3 separate regions of the Mus musculus genome follow, and all the other regions are linked to region 1. The links are chromatin loops, found by intact Hi-C in ENCODE. Cell type or tissue: heart. All regions are shown on one strand.

Region 1 (8,000 bases):
GTTGAGAAAATGCTTTTTTTTTCCATTTTTTATTAGGTATTTAGCTCATTTACATTTCCAATGCTATACCAAAAGTCCCCCATACCCACCCACCCCCACTCCCCTACCCCCCCCTCCCCCTTTTTGGCCCTGGCGTTCCCCTGTACTGGGGCATATAAAGTTTGCGTGTCCAATGGGCCTCTCTTTCCAGTGATGGCCGACTAGGCCATCTTTTGATACATATGCAGCTAGAGTCAAGAGCTCCGGGGTACTGGTTAGTTCATAATGTTGTTCCACCTATAGGGTTGCAGTTCCCTTTAGCTCCTTGGGTACTTTCTCTAGCTCCTCCATTGGGAGCCCTGTGATCCATCCATTAGCTGACTGTGAGCATCCACTTCTGTGTTTGCTAGGCCCCGGCATAGTCTCACAAGAGACAGCTACATCTGGGTCCTTTCGATAAAATCTTGCTAGTATATGCAATGGTGTCAGCGTTTGGATGCTGATTATGGGGTGGATCCCTGGATATGGCAGTCTCTACATGGTCCATCCTTTCATCTCAGCTCCAAACTTTGTCTTTGTAACTCCTTCCATGGGTGTTTTGTTCCCAATTCTAAGGAGGGGCATAGTGTCCACACTTCAGTCTTCATTCTTCTTGAGTTTCATGTGTTTAGCAAATTGTATCTTATATCTTGGGTATCCTAGGATTGGGGCTAATATCCACTTATCAGTGAGTACATATTGTGTGAGTTCCTTTGTGAATGTGTTACCTCACTCAGGATGATGCCCTCCAGGTCCATCCATTTGCCTAGGAATTTCATAAATTCGTTCTTTTTAATAGCTGAGTAGTACTCCATTGTGTAGATGTACCACATTTTCTGTATCCATTCCTTTGTGGAGGGGCATCTGGGTTCTTTCCAGCTTCTGGCTATTATAAATAAGGCTGCTATGAACATAGTGGAGCATGTGTCCTTCTTACCAGTTGGGGCATCTTCTGGATATATGCCCAGGAGAGGTATTGCTGGATCCTCCAGTAGTTCTATGTCCAATTTTCTGAGGAACCGCCAGACTGATTTCCAGAGAGAAAATGCTCTTAGGCCAACCAGTGGGTATTTTCTTAAATAGTGGCTGATTGGGAGAGTCCTGCCCAATGTGATTGGTGTCACCCCTGGGCCCATCGTCCTGGGTGATATGAAAAGCCAGGCTGGGGTGGAGGGAGATTGCTCACTGGTTAGGTACTCACTGTTCCTCTGGAAGGCCTGAGTTGGACTCCCTCAAAGGAGTTGGACTCCCTCAAAAGAGCCACTCTGCTCATGGCCTCTGTGCCAGCTCCTGCCTCCACGTTTCTTTCTTGCTTTTTGTCTGGCTCCCTCAGTGATGGGCTGTGATGCAGAAGTACAAAATCAACTCCCTAAGTTGATTTTGGTCATAGTATCTTATTATAGCAAGAGAAGCTGAGACACATGGCTATGATAACATACCAGATCAAAGCAACTTGAGAGCAGAAAGGCTTGTGTTGGCTCACAGGTCACGGGCACACCCTGCCATGGTGGGAGGCCATGGCAGCAGGAGCATGAGGCAGGTGCCCACACCAAAGTCACAGTCAGGAAGCAGAGAGATGGATGCTGGTGCTCAGCTCACTGTCTCCTATTTATTCAGTCCATGGATGCAGGCTGTGGAATGGTGCTGCCATAACTAAGGGTGAGTCTTCCCTCTCCAGTCAAACCATTTTGAAAACACTATCATTTCTCTCTCATTCATATATATATATATATATATATATATATGTGTGTGTGTGTGTGTGTGTGTATATATATATATATATATATATATATATACACACACACACACACACACACACACACAGGTCTGTTTCCATGATCACAGGACTGTTCACAGAATGACCAGGTAAGTGACATAAAGCCAGACCCTGAGCCCTGCAAGGGCTGGAGTTGATGGCTAAGGTCAGTTATGGGGGAATTAATGGAGCCCAGATGGTGAACCCAATAAAACTCATTAAGGCTCAGGTGTTTTCTTACTCGTCAGGACTGTGGGGAACTCCAAGCCTGTAACGGATGTAACAGTACTGGTCTTCACCAAAAGGTGACTCAGAAGGTGCCTGTTGCTAAGCCTGACAACCTAAGTTCAACACCCAGGACCCACACGGTCGAAGAAAAGAATGGACTGCCAGGGTTATCCTCTGCCCTCCACACTTGTACTTTGGCATGAGCTCTCATACACGCACACACACCTACATACACACACATACACAACTACACATGTACACATGTACACACAAGTAAATAAATGTTAAATTAAAAACAGAAACGCTAGCCTTGGGACCCTGACTCTGCCATTGGTATTAGAAGTGAGACTGGCTTCTCACATGGGCTGTGTTCTCCTTGGACCTTTCTGTCCCTTTATTCCCTTCTAATTTAACCTTAACAACTGATTAAACTCTTTGTGGGTATATTTAAACACTTAATATAAAGTCAGGACTTTCATTTATATATTAGGCATACTAAAATAAAATAAGCCTGATTAGAAATACCCAGACATGTTGGGCATAGTGGCACATGCCCTTAATCCCAGCACTTGGCAGGCAGAGGCCAGCCAATCTCTGAGAATTCAGCGTCAGCTTGGGCTACATAGTGAGTTGCAGGACAGTCAGAGCTACATAGTGAGGGTCTGTCTTGAAAAAGAAGAAGAAAGGGGGGGAAGGAGGAGGAGAATGAGAAAAGAAATATCTAGACCTGTTGCTTAAAATAAAATAGACATTATTGGCAATAGCCACCTTAGGCAAGGTGGCATCTGCCTTCAATCTCAGCACCTGGGGGGCAGAGACAGGTGAAATTCTGTAAGTGGATGCTAGCCTGGCCTACACAATGAGTCCCAACCACAGCTATATAATCCCCAAAAGAAAGGAAGAAAAGGGAGGGAGAGAGAGATAGAGAGACAGCGAGAAGTAGAGAGAGATAGACAGAGAGACAGAGACTACCTGAATGTATATAAGACAGAGGGAAACCAATTTTCGAAAGCCAAATGTAGGAAGAGCCCAAAGCCCAGTGGCAAATGACATCTGAAGCTATTGGCTACCCTGGAAGCATCTGGAGTTATCTGGAACCTATAGTCACTGGCTTTAAGTCCCACAGAAGAGAGAAGTTGGGATCAGTGGAGGCAGTCTAGAAAGAACTTGCTATGGGTGGTGGTTTGGATGAGAAGTTTCTCCCATAGCTTTATGTGTTAGAATACTTGGGCGTCAGCTGGTGGTGCCATTTGGGAAAGTTGCAGAACCTTTAAGAGGCCGGTCACTGGAGGCGGGCTTACAGCCTGCTGTCTACTTTGTGTTTGCAGTTGAAGATGTGATCTCTCAGCTCTGTGCTCCAGCCGCCATCCTGCTGCTTGCTTCAGTGCTTCTCATCACGATGGACCCTCTCCTTCTGGAACCGTGAGTCGATCCCATCCTTTATAAGTGGGTGTGGTCGTGGTGTTTCTTCACAGCACTAGGAAAGTTACTGATAAACTCTGAAAGCAGGAGGAGCGGGGTTCAGTCCCCGGCAACTGCATGAAAAGCTGGGTTTGGGGGTCTTGAGAGCAGTGATTAAAAGCTGGCTGCTCTTGCAAATAACCCAGTTCAGTTCCCAGCATAGGGGTATCAGGCAGCTCACAACTCCAGTTCCAGGAGATCTAGTGCCCTCTCTGGCTTCCACAGAAACATGTATGTATGTGGTATACACATAAGGTCATGAAACTACACACACACACACACACACACACACACACACACAATTAAATAGATATAACTTTTAAAGTGTTTTAAAGGCTTTACTTTTTAAAAAGTCAGATGTGGTGACATGCACATGCAATCTCATTGTCTGATGTGGCAGCCCACCTATCTATCCCACAGCTCAGAAGACGAAGACAAGATCCCCAGAGCAAGCTGGAGAGTTCGATGTGCTGAATTGGCAAACTCTGGGACCGTGAAGGACCCTGCCTCATATGTAAAGTGAAGAACCATCAAGGAAGATATCTAACCTCAACCTCTGCTTGCTACTGACACAGGCTGACAAGTACCTGCAAACACACGTACACAAGCAAACGTGGAACACAGACACACATACACACACACACATCATACACTCATAGAGAGATGCATAAGAAATCCACATCAACCGTAACACCACCATGTGTGTTGTCTTAACAGATGCTCTTGGTACTGTGTAGGAGAAGCAACTGTGGAAATTCCTACAGCTTTCCTTTTGTCCTCTTACACATAGAACTTGTCTTGCCAGCAGGTGGCAGTAGATGGCCAGAAATGAGGTAGGTGCAAGGAGATTTCAGTTTTGAGAGGTGAGTCTCCCAGGGTAACTGTTCACTTGGATCTCTGCAGCAGCCTGACGGTTTGATACTCTCGACTTTGTTACTCTTGTAACAAAGTAACAATATGCCGTTGGTGGGCACAGAGGCATCATCAGGGTTTGTCCTGTCTGACCTAGGAGTAGGGTTGATCACAAAATGAGACCTTAGGAGCAGATGTTTCCTGCTCATCTCTGTGGTTCCAGATCATCACTGGGAAAGGGAGGGTGCCTCGTGGGGCAGATGGCTTCCATGTGTTCACCACCTGGAAACAGGGGAAGCAGCTGTAGTATTAATGAGGTCTGGGGGTGGGGTGATGGACTCCCGAGGGAGTCAGCTTGGGGCTGGGTGGTGCAAACCTGTAGCCCTCAGCCTTCAGATCCATCCAATGAGATTTTAATGTTGTCAGTATTATTAATTACTATTGTGTACATGATGTGTGTGTGAGGAGGGTGGGGGTTGTATGCCGTGGTAGTAGGTGGGTATGCACATGTGTACAGACAGATCAGAGGACAGCTTGTGTAGCTTGCTCTCCCAAATCACTTTTACAGGCTGAGACATCTCTCTGGCGCTCTATCCAATATTTCTAAATTCCCTGAAAATTATACAGATTTATAATAGATTGCATTATGACATTCTCATACAAATATGGACTGAATTTCACATCAATTAAGAAAATCAAGAGACACGCCCCCCTCCCCAACGCTCCCACAGGCCAACCAGATCTACACAATCTCTCGCTGATATGTTCTTCCCAGGGGGACTCTAGGTTGTGCCAACTAAACTAAACCACCATACAGACAAACTTGTGGGCATTCCACAGAGAATATCCAGACCAGGTAAGAGGCAGGAGAATACTCTGCATGTCAGTGGTACTGTCAGGTGGACTGATGCGCCTGGTCAGGTGTACAGGAGGAAGTCAGCTTAGCATCATCTCCTTCTGCTTCCCGACGCTGGCTGCAGTGTGACCAGCCACTTCCTTTCCATGGCCGACTGCATCTGTGTACTGGGAGCCAGAAGAAACCTTTTATCCTTTAAGTTGCCTTTGTCAGGTTCCTGTCACAGAAACCAGTTCAGTGACCTTCAGGACCAACTTCCTGTTGCCACCCTCCCACCAGGAACTAGAGAACACTGGGACCTCATGCAACGTCTCCCAGAACCCCTGGCTCATGAGCAGCTGTGGACACTTCTGAAAGTTCCTATTCCCATTACAGGGGCTGGCTGGGAGTCTTTCTGGAAAGCTCCTGGAGAATCTTGATGTTGAGTAGATGTTCGGGTAAGCGCTCTCTGGGGAGAAGACAAAGGGAGAAAGGGATTCTCAGCCCAGGGAGACTGACATCCACACTATAAAACAGGGCGAGGAGAGAAGTCTCGGTGAGCCCAGAAGGCAAGAGGATTCACTGGCTGTATGTTGGCAGTCATTCTCCTGCTTCAGTCCTTGGTTCTTTTGGCTGTCACCTGCCACACTTCTCTATTACATCATCTCCTAGTCTGAGAGGAGACCCAGCAAGCCTTGCTCCAAGGACTCTGTGAATCACTGTGGTCAGCTCGATTGCCTGGGGCCTTTTGTTCCTCTCCTAAAGTTGATGCTTAGAGTCAGCAGAGCCACGGCCACTTCTCCATGTCCTAATAATCCTCAGACCTGTGACTTTACAGTAAAGTAATAATAGCTGCTGTCTCCAATCTGACATCATGGCAAAAGGACATTGGTAACAATGACAACATCACATGCAAAAACCATACAGTTGACTTAAAGACAAACAGCCAAGAGACAACTCAGTAGTGAGCCCTGTGAACTCTTGCCACAGTCTGAGTACAGCTCTCAGACTCAACAGAGACACTTCCTTGTATAGTAGATGATAGTTAACAGGCACCCACACTGGTTAAAGTGCAGAGACTAAGTGTTAGCGGAGTGCTCTACCACAAACAGGACTTCTCTGTCACAGCTCTATCCCCCAAGTTTCAGGGACCATCACTAAAGAAGGGACAGAAAGATTATTACATAGAGCCATTCCAGTAGGAATGGGGTGAAGTAGTGTCTTCTGGACACGACAGGACCACTACACTTAAGAACTCCCAGCAGCTGTGGCTACCTGTGTAAGACCTACCTAAGACCAAGCCAGTCAGCATTCCATCATGGACAGGGAGGGGCTCGGGAGCCCCAGGCCTTAGCTGAGGAGCAATTGACAGTTGATGGCTTTGAGAAGATAAAGACAGTTTGCTTTAAAGGTGTGGCCCCTGGAATGTTGACCATGCTCCAGTGAATTAGTCCACGGGGAGCACAAATTCAAGGAGGAAGAGGAAGAAGAGGAGGAGGAGGAGGAGGAGGAGGAGGAGGAGGAGGAGGAGGAGGAGTGATGGCTCAAAGCTGGAGGGGATGAGGGGGTGGATCTGGGAGGAGTTAGCTGAAGAAGGATGAATATGATCAAAATAAATTGTATGCATGTATGAAACCCTCAATAACAAAATATTACATTTTAGAAAACAAAAACCCTGTGATCTGAGTATAGAGTTCCCGTGGTAGAGTGCTGCCTAGCATGTATGTGGCCCTAGGTTCAATCCCAGCATTGTTTAAACCAAGTGTGATGCTGCACACCTGCAGTCCTAGTACACAGCAGGTGGGGGCAGGAGGGTTTCAAGGTCATCATCAAGTACACAGCAAGTTCAAGGTTAGCCTGGGCTCCGTGGGAACATACACACATATGCATCTTGTCGGAAAAGGAAGAGTTTGGCCAGGGACCCTAAACCAGGTGGATCAACTGCTCGTGGACAGGTTTGAGGGAAGGGACAAACCTGTCCCTTGCTTAGCTTGCATAAACGCGTGCACATCTCATCTCCTGATGCTGAGACCTGCCCTCTGAGCTCAGAGGTAGGACTGCTCTGTGGTCCCTGTTGGGCCTCAGATGGCAGAGGGGAACATTCCTACGAGCTTAAAAGGCTTGAGAACTGGGTTGCACCCAACTGTCCTGGGGCCCTCTGTTGGCCTTGTCCTAAAGGGAGGTTCCAGGCGAACAATTCAGGAATGAGGGGGGAATTCCCAAGTTTCCTCCTCCACAAGTACGGAAAGCCCGAGGGAGACGATTAGAGTAAGAAATGCAAGTGAGACCACACAAGCACCCAGGGCATCTGTCACAGTGGAGCAGGGCGTTCTGCTCTCTCTATGGGGCCAGGTTTTTATAACTGGGATAATAACTGGGGCTAGGATGAGGGTAGGGAGCACAGGCTAGGGTGCCCTTCCCCCACTTCAGTAGCAGCCAGCCAGCTTAGCCCCTGGATTTGAGGAAACCCTGGCCAGGGTTTGCTCTGGGGGAGACTACAGCTCTGAGGGAAGTGATTTGAAAATCAAATGGGCTTGCTGGAACATTCCATTCCTGAGCGGAGCAGTTTCCAGCACTTAAATGAGCTGTGCGAGCATAATGGCCTTGGGAGCCAGGTTATCTCGGGGCCTTTGCAGGGATCTGCCTAACATTCCCCTGGTACCCTAGGGAGATGACAGGGCCAGCAAGATGGCTCAGAAGGTAATGGCATTGTTGCCATGCCTAAGAACCTCAGTCCAATTCTTAGGTCCCAGAGAGGGTCAGTTCCCACAAGTTGTCCTCTGACATCCACATGCACACCAAAGCAAGACTGAGACCACACAGCACACACACACACACTATCACATCCAC
Region 2 (8,000 bases), 170 kb after region 1:
CAATGATGGCTAGAACCCAAGAGCACCTCCCAGGCACCTGAAGCTTAGCTCCTGGATTATTTGGAAGCTAAAGACATGCTGATGCCACCTTCTGGAACTTGCCAGAAAGGTGTCAACAAATACAGAAGACAAGGAGTCTTGGTGTCCAGTAGAATAACAAGGGAGCTGGGTGTGGTCACATATGTCTTTAATCCCAGCACTCCTAGAGGCAGAGGCAGGCAAATTTTTCTGAGTTTCAGGCTAGCCTGCTCTACAACAGGGAATTCCAGGTCAGCAAGGGTACACAGAGAAACCTTGTCTATAATAATAATCAGCAACAACAAACTATAATGGAAGAGTAATGTCCCAAAACAGCACAGCCAGGAGCTAGGACTTAGAGTAGAAATGGGAGAGACTAGGAAAGCTCTGGCTCCCGAGGCTGCTCTGGCCTGGTTCTGTTCCCTCAGTCAGCAGATGCTGAGGTAAACTCTTCTCATGTCTGTGGTTGTTGTTCCCATCAGGAAAATTATAAGAAGAACTGGATGGAGAGTTGTTTTGGTTTATAAAATCTTATCACTCATCTGAACCTGATAAGCATTTTTCTCTGAAAAAAAAAAAGCCCACCTACAGAGAGGGGCTTCAAAACTCCTCAGAAGGGAAGCACAAGAGCTGTGCACTCCTGACCAGTGAGTGGGCTTACTGTCAAGCTTGAGGGCCCGTGCTTACTCCCTGGTATCCACTTGGGAGAGAGAACTGTTTCCTACATGGTCCTCCGAGCTCTGTGGAGTCACTGCCGCATGCATGCCACCCCCCACCCCACCCCCCACCCACACAAGAGACTGACCTACTCATTGGGTAGATTGGGGATGGCAGGGGCAAATGGTGAGGAGTGGGAGGGGCTCTAGGAGGGTGGTGGGGTGGGGAGTGGCAGATATAGGCCCAACCCTATAGAGGGGCTGAGCTATGGAGTAATCTCGCATTCCTAAGTCCACTGTCCATCTCTAAAAAAAAAATCACAGTGCTTTCCAGTCCAATGCTGATGCTGGCCTAGCCACAGAACGCACACACACAACAGACTGAAAGCAGGCAGCACCCCAGGGATACAAGTCATTTTTACAATAATTTATATAGAGGTTTTTTTTTTAAAGTTGAATTTAAATGGCCTCTTAGATCTAGTCAATGAAATGCAGTTAAATTACATTTACTTTATTGTGTTGTGTGTCATACACAAAGTAAGTAAATAAATGTAATAACTTTTCTTCTATTTTAAGTTAGCATACTTTCTTCAACAGGAGAAGGTAAAGGGGACATAGCCACCTCACCTCACCAATATGGATACCACAGGGAAGGACACCTGTAACACCCCTAGACATCAGGAAGCCTCAGAGACATGTCCAGCATAGCCTGTGAGCACTGTGCAAATCTATCTCCTGCCTCCAAGGTAAAGCTCTGCCATCCAAAGCAGCTGCCTTCCAGAGCTGCTTAAGGCCAGGAGTCAGCTAAGGGGCAGGTGGCATGGCTCTCAGGGGTCAGCTTACCAGTACAGACTTATTCTGCCCTTCAACAGCAGCAGCGGGAGCGGTAGTACCATCCACAGGAAGGACACTGGGCTTGGCCCACTAGGATGGCAACTGCACTGGCTCCCTGACTTGGTGAGCCCCTGCATTCCCCTGCAGTGGGCTTCAGCCTGGGTACCTTCTATACCCGCCCATCCCACTCCCTGTTGCACCGGCTCTCAGCCAGTTTTCTCTCTCCTGTTCACCTTGCTGTCCTGGCTGTCTACCCTGATATTTCCAGCAGTTCTTAGTGCTCCTTGCTAGGAACCATACAGTGATCTTTGCTGTAATGAACTCACACACTACAGACTTGAAGGCTGTCCTGTCCTCCTCCCACCTGGCTCACGTCAGTGACAAAACAGTCATTAGAGGAGTCTGTATCCTAGCAGTTGCTGTCTCAACAACTAGGAACCACACAATGATGCTATCTAGGCTTCTGATTTTGTCTGTTTATTAAAAAAGCAAGAATTTCCAAAGGAAACAGGGCTTCTGGTCAAATCCTAAGATTGGGCCCAGGGAAACTAGAGCTTTAGCATGTGTGAGGATTTAGGTTTGTTACTCAGTAGCCACATAATATTGAGGCTATTATCCTGGAACTAGAAGACACACAGATAACCCTCTACTCTGGTAGCCTGGGGCGACCAGATAAGAAGAAAGCAAGGTCCACAGAGGTGTAATGACTTGTAGGTTCCTGGGTTGCTCTGCTGCCAGGAGGGTGCAGAGGGTCATTCCTGAACACAGGCTGTGGAGACAGGGCCGGCTGGGAATTTTAATTGGCACCTGAAGAGGATACCTTATCAGGAACAAGCTTACTCTGACCACAGTTATCTGTTCCAAGGACTGATCACACATACCCTACTGCTCAGGGTGGCCAGACAGCCAGTACCAGGAAGCTCCCCTTTCTGTTGTCAAGCAACTTTGGTCTGTCTCATTTTGCTTCTCTGACTCCTTGAAGTCATAAAATATAAAATTTAACTGGAAAAGAGTTAAAAACAAAACCTCTAGAGAAAAAAGTTATTAATTAGCTAAGAAATCAATTTCCTCAAATAAGTCATGCCATCTAAAACTGGATTCTGATGTCCTAGACACCAACATTTATGGTTTGCAACTAGAAATGTTTGGTGGCATTACTGTGACATGACTATTTTTTTTAATTTCTTGTCTCTCTGCCCTCTCTTGTGGGCACATGCCATGGTGCCATGATGTGTGGAAGTCCAAGGACAAGTTAGTTCTCTCCTTCCTCCACGTGAGTCCAGGATACTAACCCGAAGCTGGCAGACTGTAGGGAGAGCCTTGGTCCCGTATATACTTTTTAAAGAAGCAGGGTCATGTTATTTTGCCTAGGCTGGCCTTGAATTTTGGGGCTCAAGTGATCCCCAACTCCTGGCAACTGGGATTGCATGTATGAACCACTCTGCCTAGCCAACATTTTACTCTGTAAGTATGTAAATAGAATCAAACACTGACTAATGTGAACCCCCCCACCCCCACCCCCAACAAAATAAAATAAAATGATTGGCCAGTTCCAGCTTCCAGAACTAGAGCTGGGGCTGGCCCTTGGGAGACAAAGCCTACCTGGCTATATATAGAAACTGCCAAGTTTATACCTGCACTCACAAACAGCCCTGTATATGTGGGCTGTATGTGAGTGGACCCTGGGGGAAGGAGGGAACAGCGGGCTCTACTGAGACTCTGGTTTCCAGTCTTCTCATACCTCACACAGCCTCAGACGCATGCCCTGCTGCCAGTTCTCTGATCAAAGGAGAGATTCTCTATCAGCCCTAACTCTCTCAGTGTAAAGATGTAAAAGAAGAAGAGAGTTCACATGAATGAAGTTATCACAAAGGCCACGATATCAAGCTTAGCCCTTTAAGATGTTTGCTGAATGAAAACCCAACACAACACACAGAAACTTCATGAGTGCTACAGATGTGAAATGCAACATTATCTACTAAACAGACAGTGAGGTCCTGGCAGACTCACTTCCTCAGATTGGAACTATGAAAGGACTATGTCTATGATGACAAATACCAGCTTTCAAAAACAAAGCTTTTGGCTGGGGTCTAAGGCTACCTGTCAGTCTCTGCAGTTTGCCATCTGTGGACTGTTACTGCCCGCGGGCAACGTTTTCAATGGGTCAGAAACATGTTCTGCGTGCACTGCTCTTTTGGAAAGAATTTACAACAGCTGACTTTGGCTCATGGATAAGGAAACCAGCCATCTTGCCACCAGTCCCACCTTTCCAATTTTGAATAATAGCTTTTTAAAACTCTTAAATTTTTTTCCGCACATGAGTGTTTTGCCTGCATGCGCCATATGCATGCAGTGCTCTCAGAAAGCCAGGGGAGGCCACTTCTGCAACTGGAACTACTCATGGTTGTGTGGATGCTGAGAAAGTTTTTAACTGCTGAGCCATCTCCCCAGCACTGCCCCCTTAAACTATTTCTCTCCCCCCCACCCTCTGCCTACCCTACACACCCAGATGTGTATTTGTAGGTATATATGTGTGTGTGTGTGTGTGTGTGTGTGTGTGTGTGTGTGTGTGTGTGAATTCCTGCCCGTGTGTGTCACAGTGAACCTGAGGAACTCAAGAGGGCAACTTTCAGGCCTCATTCCTGTCTCCTACCTTGTTTGCACCAGGGTTTCTCCTATACTTTGCGGTTGTGTAAGATAACCTCACTGGCTTGTGAGCTTACAGAGATTCTCCTGTCTCTGTCTCCAGTCTTGCCATAGGGGCACTGGGAGCACACGCATGTGATTAACCCTGCTTCACTGAGGTCCTCATGCAGTGAGGGTCCACTGATTCTTTGGTCCTCTAGAAACTTTTAAGATGTATTTCAGTTTCCAAATGTCGGGTTTCTAGAAGTCAGAGTCAGTCAGGGAAGATGGCTGGTGTTCTGGTGAGATTCTGTCTCAAAATAAAAGAGGAACAATACTTGAAGAACATCCAAGGGTGACTTCTTGCCTCCACATGCACACATACACACGTACAAATACACATACATAAGTACACACACACACACACACACACACACACACACACACACACACACACACACGAAAGAAAGACTTGAAGAATTTTCAAACTCCAAATCTAAATGTACAGGGGCCAGAGCTGCTCCTGACCATGTGACAGCCAGAGGTTGCAGGAGGAAGCGGCAAGGGCATAGTCAAGGTGAGCCCAGACATGCAAAGCAGAGGGCCTGCCAACACAGCACCTCAGAACACTGTGTCCCGTTGGCATCCTCAGGTCACTGTGATGATAGTACGGGACCTCTGGTTACAAGACTCCCATGCTGACAGAGTACTGAGAAATATGTGAAGCAGGAGACTTTTTCACTCTTTTCCTGGGCTATATAAGAGAATCTCATATTTTCTAAAGTATTATTCAAGAAAAAAAGTAGTAAACTTTAAATTATATTTAAGAGTACACTGTAAAGGTTTTTACTATTGGGATGCCCAGCTTACACAGACAGGTTCCAGCTGGACAGTAAGTGCTCAAATATCACCTTAGCTTAGCTAACTAGAAATTTCACAATAATAAAAACTGTGTGTGTGGTATTTTGTCTGCACATACGTATGTGCACCATGCCATGCCTAGTGCCCTCAGAGGTCAAAAGAGGATGTGAGATCCCCTAGGACAGGAATGACAGATGGTTGTGAGCTGCTGTACTGGTGCTGGGAATCCAGGCTGAGTCTTGTGGATAAGCAGCCGGTTCTCTGACATAGAGGCATCTCTCTGGCCTCCTTCCTTCATTTTAATCTCATGCCAAGCTTGTATTTTGTCAGGTATGTCTAACCTTCTGACATTTCCATATTTAATTCTGTTATCTACAAAATGCATACTTGAGAGCTACACAATTGAATTTTTTGTTTTTAAAGTGGGAGTCCAGAGGTAAAGGTGAAGCTTGCTGAAGCTTGCTGGTCTGAGACTGGTCTGACTACTGGATTCTACATGATGGAAGGAAAGAACTGATTTCCAGTAAACTGTCTTCTATCCCCCATTGTGCACACATACATATGTGCATACATAAGACAAAGTATAATAACAAAAATCACAGAGAATAAGAGACACAGAGAAAGATACATAGACACATACACACACAGACAGAGGTAGGGGAGGAGAGGGGGAGAGGGAGAACAAGAAGGGGAGAGGAGAGGGAGAGGGAAAAGGAGACGGAGGGGGGAGAGGGAGGGGAAAGGGGGAGGGAGAGAGGGAGAGGGAAAAGGGGGAGGGGAGAGGGAAAAGGGGGAGGGGAGGGAGAAAGGGAGGGAGGGAGGGAGGGAGGGAGAGAGAGAGAGAGAGAGAGAGAGAGAGAGAGCGCGAGCTAGCTAGCTATCTAGTGTGTTGGATTTCATTTATGGCCACCCTGAGGTTCAAACTGCTTGTTGGACATACCTGAATCCTAGATATAAAACAGTACCAATTTCACTTCAATATTTCATCATTGACTCTCACTAAGGACACGTTATTTAAAAAACAAAGTTGGTGCAAGATAGCTTGTCCCACAAGAGACCCAAGACCTAGTCCATACCTACGCTGCTATGAACTACTGGGCAGGCTTTTTTTGGTCCTTCCTTCCCTATCTAGGAACAATGAAGTTGATTATATTTAGCCTGTCTGGTCTTCACATGTTCAAGGAGTTGCTGTAAGTGGAAAGCCTTCTGTTCAAACATGAGTGTCACCATCATGCCACCAGGCCAGATTTTAGAGACCCAGTCACTCGTTGGAAATGGTCCTAGAGTCTATGTGCTCTGTGCTGTATGAATCTAGCGGGGAGAAACAGAGTCCCTTCCTCCAATGACAATCTGAGGAGGTCAAAGCAGTAACTGCCCAAGCAGCCAAAACCATGGCCAGGAGAAACACTACCCTTAGGGTGTCATTCTCTGTAGATGGAAGAACTGCTCTACTCATAAGCCCTTATCCATAAGCACATCACACAAGTGGCCATGGCTCAGTGAGGTCATACCCACTTGCTATCTTGAGTTTGCTGCAGTTCTAAATCTACCATCTGGTTTCCAGAGTACCTGCTGTTACTAGACTTGTTCATGCATATGTGCATGCATGCTGGTCAATCTCTGGTGCCACTGCTCTGCAGCTGTCCATCTTTTTCCTCTTATTTTTTTCCTTTTCCCCTACTCCCATCTTGTCCATCCATCCTTCCTTCTTCTTTCCTGCCCTCCCTGTCCTTCCCTCTCTCTCTCTCTTTCTCTCTCTTTCTCTCTCTCTCTCTCTCTCTCTCCTCCCTCCCTCCCTCTCTCCCCCTCCCTCCCTCCCTTTGAGATAGGGTCTCATTTGCTCGGTTTGCTCAGTAGGCTAGCAATCCTATGGATATGCTTGTTTCTTCCTATCTAGTACAGTTGTCACTGGCTTTTTAATGTGGGTTCTGGAAATCAATTAGGTCTTCATGCTTTCATAGCAGGGACTTCACTAAGTAAGTAAACCATGTCTCCAACCCTGGAGTCACGTTTTGAGGACAGCTCCTTACATTCTGTACACCCCTAACCTCTCCAGAGTAGGGAGCCACAGAGGTTCAACATGTCAGCAAGCTACTGGCCAGTGACTGCAGAGGTGCTGGGACCTGGGAACCGCAGGTGGATTTTGTGAGCATTTTAGGTGTGTGGTTTCTCAGCTCTAATGTCAGCAGTAGGAATTTTACTCAAACAACCCAGACCAAGTTAAAAGGAAAAGACTCATAAGCATGAAATTTCATTTTGGGTCCTGCATTCTTCCACCCAGTTCTGTTGGCACTTGGCCACCAGGGCTAGCTCACCTCCTTGTGGGAGTCTTTGTGGGCTTCCAGAGTCTTCATGATCGTCAGTTCTGCATAGTTTTTGAATCTTGCTGGCTGGTTTCTCAGAATTTCCCGTAAAACTCTCAGTGCCAGAGCTCGAATGGAATGCTAGGTGTGAGAGGAAAAGAAATGTCACTTAATAGTGGCCCACAGCATGCAAGAGCCCCTCTACATGGACCACAAGTCTACTCAACATGGGCTTGCTGGACAGTCAACTCCAAGAGAGCAGGCACTGATGCATGGTGACATCTTCAGGACCCAGCATCTGGAGAGGCTGGCATGGGTTTCTCTAGAATGAGCCCCATACAGCAGATCAAGTGAAGATGGAACATCTAGTTCATGGTCAGTCCCTGTCCTTTCTAGACTTCCTGAAGCTTGGGTTCCTGAGTCATTCTTATGTAAAACAAGCACAGGGATGAGCCCAAAGCACCTGATCCTTTCATGGACAGGTCTGCCAAGCTGTGAGCTCTCTGAGGTCAGCTGGAGAACCGTGTTTGTTCCTGACCTTCTGGGTGATGAGGTCACCCATACAACAGGCTTCAAGCTCTTCAGTCATGTGTCTGGAGGAAAGCCATTTCAAACAGACGCCTAATCTCAAGAAGAGAGCAGAGTTTACTGCAAACAGAGCCAAGAAGCACATCCTGATTCCTTGTCACTCAACTGTGCACTG
Region 3 (8,000 bases), 130 kb after region 1:
AAACCTTGATTTCAGTTTTCTTACCCAAGTGACAAATCTAAAAGTATTCAAAAAGCTGTTTCCTTCATCTCTAAGTAATGCTCCCTACACCAAAACATTAGCCCTGGACTGGGGAGACAGCCTGTAAAGCACTTGCTTTACAGTGAGGACCTAGTTTCAATCCCAGAGGGCACGGCCTGCAAAAGCTGAGTGTGGTTAGTGTGTGCTAACTACACATCTCCCAGTGCTGGGAAGATGCGACAGGATGACCCCCCTGAGGCTCACTGGCTAGGCAGTTAATCTGCTTAACAAGTTCCAGACAGGTAGGAGCTCCAACCTCAAAACACAGTGTGTGGTAGCTGAGGAACATTATTAAAGACTAGTCTTTATAAGCAGGTGGCTCTCTGTGAGTTCCAGACCAAGCTGAGTGAGTCCCAGGACAGCTAGGGCTACATAATGAGACCCTGTCTGGGAAACACACACACACACACACACACACACACACACATCATACATACATGTACACCTCAGCCTCCAATCACCCTGTGACAGAGGAACTTGTTTTTAAACTTCTTCAAGAAGTTATCAGTACATTGCCCAGGCTAGCTTTGAACTCCCAGACTCACAGAGCTGTTCAGACTCACGGAGCTGTCCTGCTGGCTGAGTTGCTGGGACTTCAGATAGGTGTCCTTGCTAGGAACAATAAAATCCCTGAGGAGCAGAATGACCTACAGGCAGGTGAGACTTCCTTAAAGATTCTAAACTATGTTGCCACAGAAACAACTACCAAAAGATGCCCCGCCCGATCTTGATGACCCTCCTCCCATCTCCATGAATCAGATCAGCTGACCCCGCTTCACTGCACTGTCACCAGTACGATGTGTTCCCTGTACAGCATCATAAATGAGTGTCCATGAAATATAACCCAGCACACACCCCAACAGTACCTAACAGGTTCTCAGAAAGCTTGCCTTTGGGCACACCTGGGAGACATTCCCTGTGTGTATTTTTTTTTTCCTGCTATTCCTGTCTGTTGCCCAGAGTAGTATTATCAGGGCTGGCCAGTTTCACCTCCACCGGAAGCAAATCTTTCCTCTTTTCCAGCCTGGGCAGTTATTAAGGAACACAGAAAGAAGTATCATCCTGCTACCCTGAGAATTGCATAATTTCATGTTTGCCCAGACCATGTAAGTTAATAACCCAGGCACAGTTACTTTTAAATTAGAGAGAGAGAGAGAGAGAGAGAGAGAGAGAGAGAGAGAGAATTAGTTAAGAGCCATCATTCAACAGTAACTTGTTTCTGGCCTGCTGTCCTTATTTGCCAAGGAATAAAAGTCACCAGAACATCAAACAGAAAGGAGAGGGAGGGCTTAAAGGCCACCCACTATTCATTGAAATCAGATGGCTTGTAGAATTTCTAGCAGAACAAAAACTGATAATAAAAAAGGAGGGCCAGAAGTTATCAAAATGGAAGAACAAGCGTAAGGCCCAAGGTTCATCCCAGCACTACAAAAAAATAAACAAACAAAAAAACAATAAAAATTAAAAAATAATAATATGAAATTAAAATTTTAAATTCTGAAAAAGAAAAACAAGGAAAGCAAAGAAAAATATTCTTGCACTAACACAGATACACAGGGCGCAAGGAAGTCAAACTACTTGAAGGTAAAAAACAAAAACAACACCAGCTTCCAGTGGGGAGTATGGTTGGTCTTTACCCATTGCTTCCTCAAAGCACCCAAAGAAACAGTGCTGCTTTGTAGTGGCTCTCAGGCTCTCAACCTCAACGTTTGCCTTCCTCCTTTCATGCTAAGTCAAAATCTTAAAAGTATCTGAGTTGGCTCACAAAACTTCCATCTCAGGCACAGATACATAAACCACACCACGCCTCAAACAAGGATAATGTTTTATGCAACTAGATTTCAAATACTTCCGCTCAAGGTCACCTTCAACTTCATTTTTAAGATAGGATGAGATTAAATACCTAATGGCTACTCACAACAATCCAAAAGAAACCACAGGTAACCCTATAGAGTGTAATACAGTTAGCATATATTTATTCTATAGCAATTTTAACTGTGGGCTCAACACCACCACCGGGATCTGCAGTCTCATGTCCCTAGTTTGATTACCATTTTCAATGGTTTGGAGTTATTTTTTAAAAGAAAAAAAAAAAAAAACTGAAGATACACCAGTGAAACCTGGCCAACCCTCGGCTTTCTAAGAAGGGGCATGTCTTCCTAGAGGAGTTCTGAACATACATGAATCAGAAGCCAGGAAGTACAAATAACAAAGAAATCCAAAAGAGGAGACTTGGGGGGGGGGTCCAAAGAAGCACTTAAGGGTCTGTAGTTAGGGCTGACAGCCCCTGGGATGTCTTCTTGAGCCCACATCAAACACACTTTGGGTTAAGTACGGCACATATAATAAACTGTGACTAGGATGGAAATAAAGACAGGTTGAAGCTGGTTCTGGCGAGTTCAGAAAAAGAAATGCCTGCCTATTAGCCCTGCAGCCAGCTGCACCATAGCGAGGGGGATAAAAAAATCAAAGAATCCCGGAGTCACCAAAGCAATTTGGGGAGGTGAGGAAGTTCTATTTCCTAAAAGAGGGAGTTCAGAGAACTTTGCAAAATCCCGCGGGACCCTCTTCCCTTAAAGTGCGCTAGCGAAATCCCCACAGAAGAGGAGATTTCTAGGGGCCATACCAAGTTGACCCCGAGCAAGGGCAGCCACCCCCTGAAGCCCGAGCCCTCAGGGCTGCAGCGCAGACCTGCTCCCGCTATCCACCTGTGGGCCCAAGGGCCGAGAAGAGCAAAGAGCGGGCGGGGCCTGGCTTCCCGGGACACTCCAGCTCCTGATAGATGAGGCAAGTTTATTTCTCCTATTGGAGTGGGGAAGGGAGAGGAAAGGCGACGAAACCCGGCTGGGGACACAGCGAGTGGCAAGGAAACCTCGAAGAAGCAGCCCGCGGGCATCAGTGCGCCTCTTCCCCGACCATTCCCTAGGGGCCTCCCGGAGGGCCCTTCTCTGGAGGCCTGAGGTTAGTCAGCGCTCGGACCCCGATCGTAGGCAGGTGTTGCCACGTCTTACCGCAAGTAGCTGCCAGAGTTGTGCTGGTTGTAGTGTTCGGGCTGCGTGTGCCAGAACAGCATGGCTGAGGCTTCCGCAGCACCGGCCGGGGCGTGGCACCGAGCTGGACGCGGCAACCCTGGCCGCCGTCCACCTTTAAGCAGCACCCACTCGAACCTGAGTGGGCTGCGGCCGGCGCCTTTTATAGGCCGTCAGGTGGGCGTGGCATTAGGGGCGTGGTTATTGCAGGGCCGTCCCTACGGCTAGCACGGCCGGAGGGAGGCGCTGAGCCGCACCTGCCGGAGCTGTGCCTTTCTGGGAGCTGGCACTTGCTTAGCTACTGACCCTGGGGACACAGCCACTCTCGCTGTGGCCTACTGGCCTCTGAGCTTCCACGCTGAGCCCAAGGCAGTTGCTCAGGGCGAGATTGTGGCCAGGAGCACCTAAGCACTCCCCTTAACGTTTTTGTTTTTCCTCGCTCTGAACACTGACCTTATACCCTTTTTTCTCTGTTGCTTTTACTTGTCTTTAACTCCATGACTAGCTCACTGAGCATATCATACATGAAGTCACCTAGCATACACAAAGCTCTAAGCCCAGGTGTGGTACAACAGGTCTCTAATCCCTGCACTGGTAGAGGCAGGAAGATCCAAAATTCAAGGTCATCTTCTGCTGCACAGTATATAAAATAAAATAATAAAAATAAACTTAAAAGAGATGCCTGGGCCTCTTACTCAGAGCCCAGAATCAGTCCTTAGTCTGAGTCCAGATGAGCCTAGGAAGCATCAGAAAAGAAAGTTTCAGACAGGTTTGTGACAGTCCTTCTTTGACAAACTGGGCTCGTGTGACATGCAGAAGAGTTTAGGAGATGGGATGAAGTGTCCAGGTGTCAGAAACACGGGAGGCAACGGGAGGTAAGATTCTCTTTCCACTTCCTTTAATAGGGTTGTTTTTAAGTCTCTGTGTGTGGGTGGGTGGGTGGGTGGGTGTGTGTGGGAAGGACACTGTGCCTTAGTGTGTGTGCAGTGTAAACAGCTTGCAGGAGTCATTTCTTTTTCTTCTACAATGGGAGTCTGGCTATGCAACTCAGCAAGGACCTGTGCTGTGCTGCTGTGCCTGCCACCTTTCTGCTCCTTTAAGATTTTGGATGTTCTTTATAATTGGCTTTTGGAAAGTCGAGTCTGCCTGAATGTGAACAGTAGTAGGCCATGGGTAGATGGGCAAGCAGAAAGGTACACAGTTCCTAGAGGTGAACCCACAGGGTGATGTCTCAGGACCTCATTAGGCATACGTTCTGCTTAATTGAATGAGTCTATAAAGACTTCCTGGGCCTGCAAGCATAGGCACACAAGTCCCCCTTCCTTTGCTGGCTCTGCACTGTCTCCAGCCACAGGTTGCTGCTCTGTGAGAAACCCTTGGGATACTCCCTGTCTGCCTCTCCAGGGACCACCTCTGCTGCTCTTGATGCTCCTAGAGGTCACATGTGTCAGGGGTTGGGCAACATTCCTGTAGCTATCACACCCAACTCTGTGGATGTGTGACAATGCAAAGGCCATTTTAGTCCTAGAGCTCTCATGGGAGAAACTGGAAAGTGATCACCTCTTCCCTTCCCAGCTCTCCCAGATACCGATACTAAAGAATTCTGTAACCAACATCCTGAGCACTAAGTTCTCCATCAGGGACCAGAACGGGGACATGCTTTCAAAAGGAGAGCACCCTAGGATAATGTCAAGAAGCCAGCCCTTCCAGAGGCTCCTATCATTCTAGCCAGGCAAGTGGACAAGCAGAAGATGACAGAGGGAAGTGTTACTATTATGGGAACCATGTGTGTGTGGTGGTGAGACCAAGACTGCCTTTGAAACTCTCCAGGTGTGGGTGGCAGTGAAGCTAAAGCCTAGCAGAGGTGAATGTGGGAATGCCCTCAGACACACATCAAGTGCTAAGGCTTGCAGAAAGGGAATCCACAAACACAAGCACGCTCCAGGGGCTCTGCCTTCACTGCTGAGCTGTCAGCTGTGACCTGAGTGGGGGTTAATTGAGCCCAGGGTGTTTGTACCAAGTGTCTGTATTGGTCCTCACCCCTTCCCTTCCAAGTGGGCTTGTCACAGGCATAATGCTAGACAAGAATCAGTCAGATTCATAGGGTACCACGAAGACTCCCACTTTGTCCAAGCCCTAAAATAAATCTGTTGGAGAGGAACTGCTTTCTGGCATCCCATCCCCTCAGGGCTCCAGCAAAGACAAACTTCAGTGGAAACTCCTTCCAAGCTGAGGATCCCGGCCCTAAGAACCTAAAACTAGGAATAAAAAGATTTACTTTCTGGGTTTGTTAAGAGCTTTCGGGGAAGAGGAAAGTGGATTCTTTTGTCCAAGTGTGTGGCGGGTGACCACAAAACTCTCTCCGGAGGGCAAGGGCAGCCTTTTGATTCCTGCTGGGAGGATAAGGATGAATTTGAGCTTTTGACTTCTCAGTCTTTGGGAAAACAATTAGTCTAGTAAAGAGAGGACTGATATGCAGATGAACCACTTCTTTTTGGTCTCTATTTTGTAAATGTATGTGATTTGCATAGACGGGAATATCAACTTTTAAAAACAATTTTATTTGCAGCTGGGGACATAGCTTTCAGAGGACAACTTGTCTCAATTGGACTCAATTCGCTCCCTCTAGCAAGTGAATCCCAGGGATCTAGCAGGGATTGTCAGCCTTGGAGACAGGCACTCTTACCTACTGAGCCATCTCATCAGCTGTGAGCCCAGTGGCTGGAACCACCACCTCCTCCTCCTCCTCCTCCTCCTCCTCCTCCTCCTCCTCCTGTTTTTTTTTTGTTTTTTTGTTTTTTTGTTTGTTTTTGGGTTTTTTTGGTGTGTTTTTTGGGGGGGTGGGGTGCGGGGGGGGGTGGGGTGCGGGGGGTGGGGAAGGGAGGTTTCAAGACAGGGTTTCCCTGTGTAGCCCTGGATGTCCTGGAACTCACTCTGTAGACCAGGCTGTCCTCGAACGCAGAAATCCACTTGTCTCTGCCTCCCAAGTGCCTGGCGGCTGGAATCTTTTTGACACATTCTCTCACCTAAGAGCCTGGGGTTCAGGAGGTGGACACCACAGCTGTGCCTTGGGTCTAGCCTATACACCCAGGTCCCTGCCTTTTGATGACCACAGTCCCAGAGTTCTTTTCTTCACCTAGTACTGGGGGGTGGGGGGACGACTTGATCAACATGTATGTCTGCCCTGAGAATCAACCTGAGGGTCCCTCAAGAACAAAAATAAGCCTCCCATTCCTGCAGAGTCCCTAGGAGCCCCCCATTTTATCAGTTCCATGAGGGACTCCCAGTTTTCCTTGGAGGTCCATATGACTCTGAAGCCTGCACTCTTGAGAATATGGTTTGAATGGGCAAACAGGAGGTCATAGTGGCCTGGAGAGAGGAGCTGGGATTTGGCTGGAGGTAGAATGTGTAAGCATTTTTAGGGAATTATCATGAGCTCAGGGGCCAGCAGCTGTAGGGGAGTAGAGGAAGCAGTGGGCAGGGGTCCAGTTAAGCTATAATGCCTCTCAGTGGATGCCTTGGGGGACTCCAGAAACCAGATGGTAGCAGGGCACCAAGTGCCCTATCCAGGACCAGACACATCAGCTGGGCATGTTAGCACCTGCCATGTTCTCTGAACTCAAAGCCATCACTTACAGCCAAGTTGATGGAGCCTCTTGGAGCTGTTGTAGATCTTTGTAAAGGTACGTGTGTGAAGCAGAGCAAGCTTAGCCAGGGACTTCTCTTGGCTGTGTACCTCTCATCCCTTGTCCAGTTACTTTAGCAGTTGTAGCAGCGGGGTAGCTCCTCATGAGCTGACTACAATTACTTTCTGTTGCAAGGAACAGAAACCCAAAGTAAGGGCAGGCAGGCAGGCAAGATGGTTCTATCCGTGGGTCCCACATGGCAGGAAGAGGAAACTGACTCATGCAATGTATTCTCTGACTGGCACATACACATCATGTCAATAGTGCACCCGCACATATATACACAAACACACAACACATAATAAAATGTAATAAAAAAGAAACCATAAATAAGTGTAAGGGACCAGGCACACAGCACAGTTGGTAGGGTCCTTGCTGAGCTTGTACAAAGCCTTCAAGAACTCTGTAAAACCAGCCACAGTGAGTCATGACTATCATCACAGTCTCTGGAGATGAAGTTGGGAGCATCAAAAGTTCAAGGACATCCTCGGAGAGTTTGAGGCTATCCTGAAATACAAGAGACATTACCTAGAAAAAAAGAAAAGAAAGAAAGAAAGAAAGGAAGAAAGAAAGAAAGGAAGAAAGGAAGGGAGAGAGAGAGAGAAAGAAGAAAGAAAGAAAGAAAGAAAGAAAGAAAGAAAGAAAGAAAGAAAGAAAGAAAGAGAAAAGAAAAAGTATAAATGACCACCCTCTGCACAAAGGGCCACTGACCACCTGAAATATAACTCGTCTGAACTGAGACATTCTAGGAGTGTGAAGTACACACTAATTTCCAAGACTTGTGTGAATAGGCGAGGCTATAGTTCAATTGTATAGTATGAGTTTAGAATGCACAAGGCCCCGAGTCCATCCCCAGCCTGACCAAAAAAGAAAAAAAAAATCAAAACAAAAATCTGTGCCATAACCTGTTAATGACTCACATACTAACAAATAAGAGATAATTGCTTTTGGAAACAGGGTCTCATGTAACCTGGGCTTAAGTAGCCGAGGATCATCTAGAACTTTTGACCCTCCTGCTTCTACCTCCCACTGGATCACACAGCTGCCACCACTAGGTTTATATGGGCTTCATGCATACTAGATTGGTACTATACCAGCATCAGCAGCCCCAGAGCCCCTCATCCTTACAGGGCAGCCATGCCCCCCTTGAACAAATAGTTCTGGGTGGAGTTGGCCACTTGCACTTTGGCACAGTGTTTTCTTGCCAGGGCCAAACAAGAAGCCT

What was found. Hi-C counts contacts between places; a loop is a spot of excess contacts. Peaks named below come from ENCODE experiments on the same cell type or tissue, not always from the same donor. Only the 100,000 strongest peaks of a DNase experiment are listed, where the experiment ranks them.
Region 2: a loop joins it to region 1, with 2.8 times the contacts of the local background. A loop is called at or near these places in 4 of 42 quality-filtered maps.
Region 3: it touches region 1 in a loop (2.4-fold over the local background); 7 of 42 quality-filtered maps call a loop at or near these places.

Annotation. Positions count from the first base shown.
Region 1 is chr1:118,756,039-118,764,038 of GRCm38, reverse strand. No RefSeq gene overlaps it. Among named protein-coding and RNA genes, the nearest start is that of Tfcp2l1, 130 kb to the right of the region's middle. In heart, a CTCF peak has its summit at 4,257 (motif pointing right); no DNase peak of the experiment used is centred here; H3K27ac peaks cover 664 bases.
Region 2 is chr1:118,589,859-118,597,858 of GRCm38, reverse strand. It overlaps Clasp1 (CLIP associating protein 1), which reads right to left. Exons shown (of 43, transcript NM_001359328.1): 40 at 7,310-7,438. Among named protein-coding and RNA genes, the nearest start is that of Tfcp2l1, 34 kb to the left of the region's middle. In heart, no CTCF peak of the experiment used is centred here; DNase peaks (open chromatin) are centred at 4,718 and 7,868; H3K27ac peaks cover 206 bases.
Region 3 is chr1:118,623,174-118,631,173 of GRCm38, reverse strand. It overlaps Tfcp2l1 (transcription factor CP2-like 1), which reads right to left and starts at 3,229. Exons shown (of 15, transcript NM_023755.2): 1 at 3,072-3,229. The coding sequence starts at 3,133. In heart, a CTCF peak has its summit at 3,326; a DNase peak (open chromatin) is centred at 3,283; H3K4me3 peaks cover 1,272 bases; H3K27ac peaks cover 927 bases; H3K27me3 peaks cover 2,022 bases.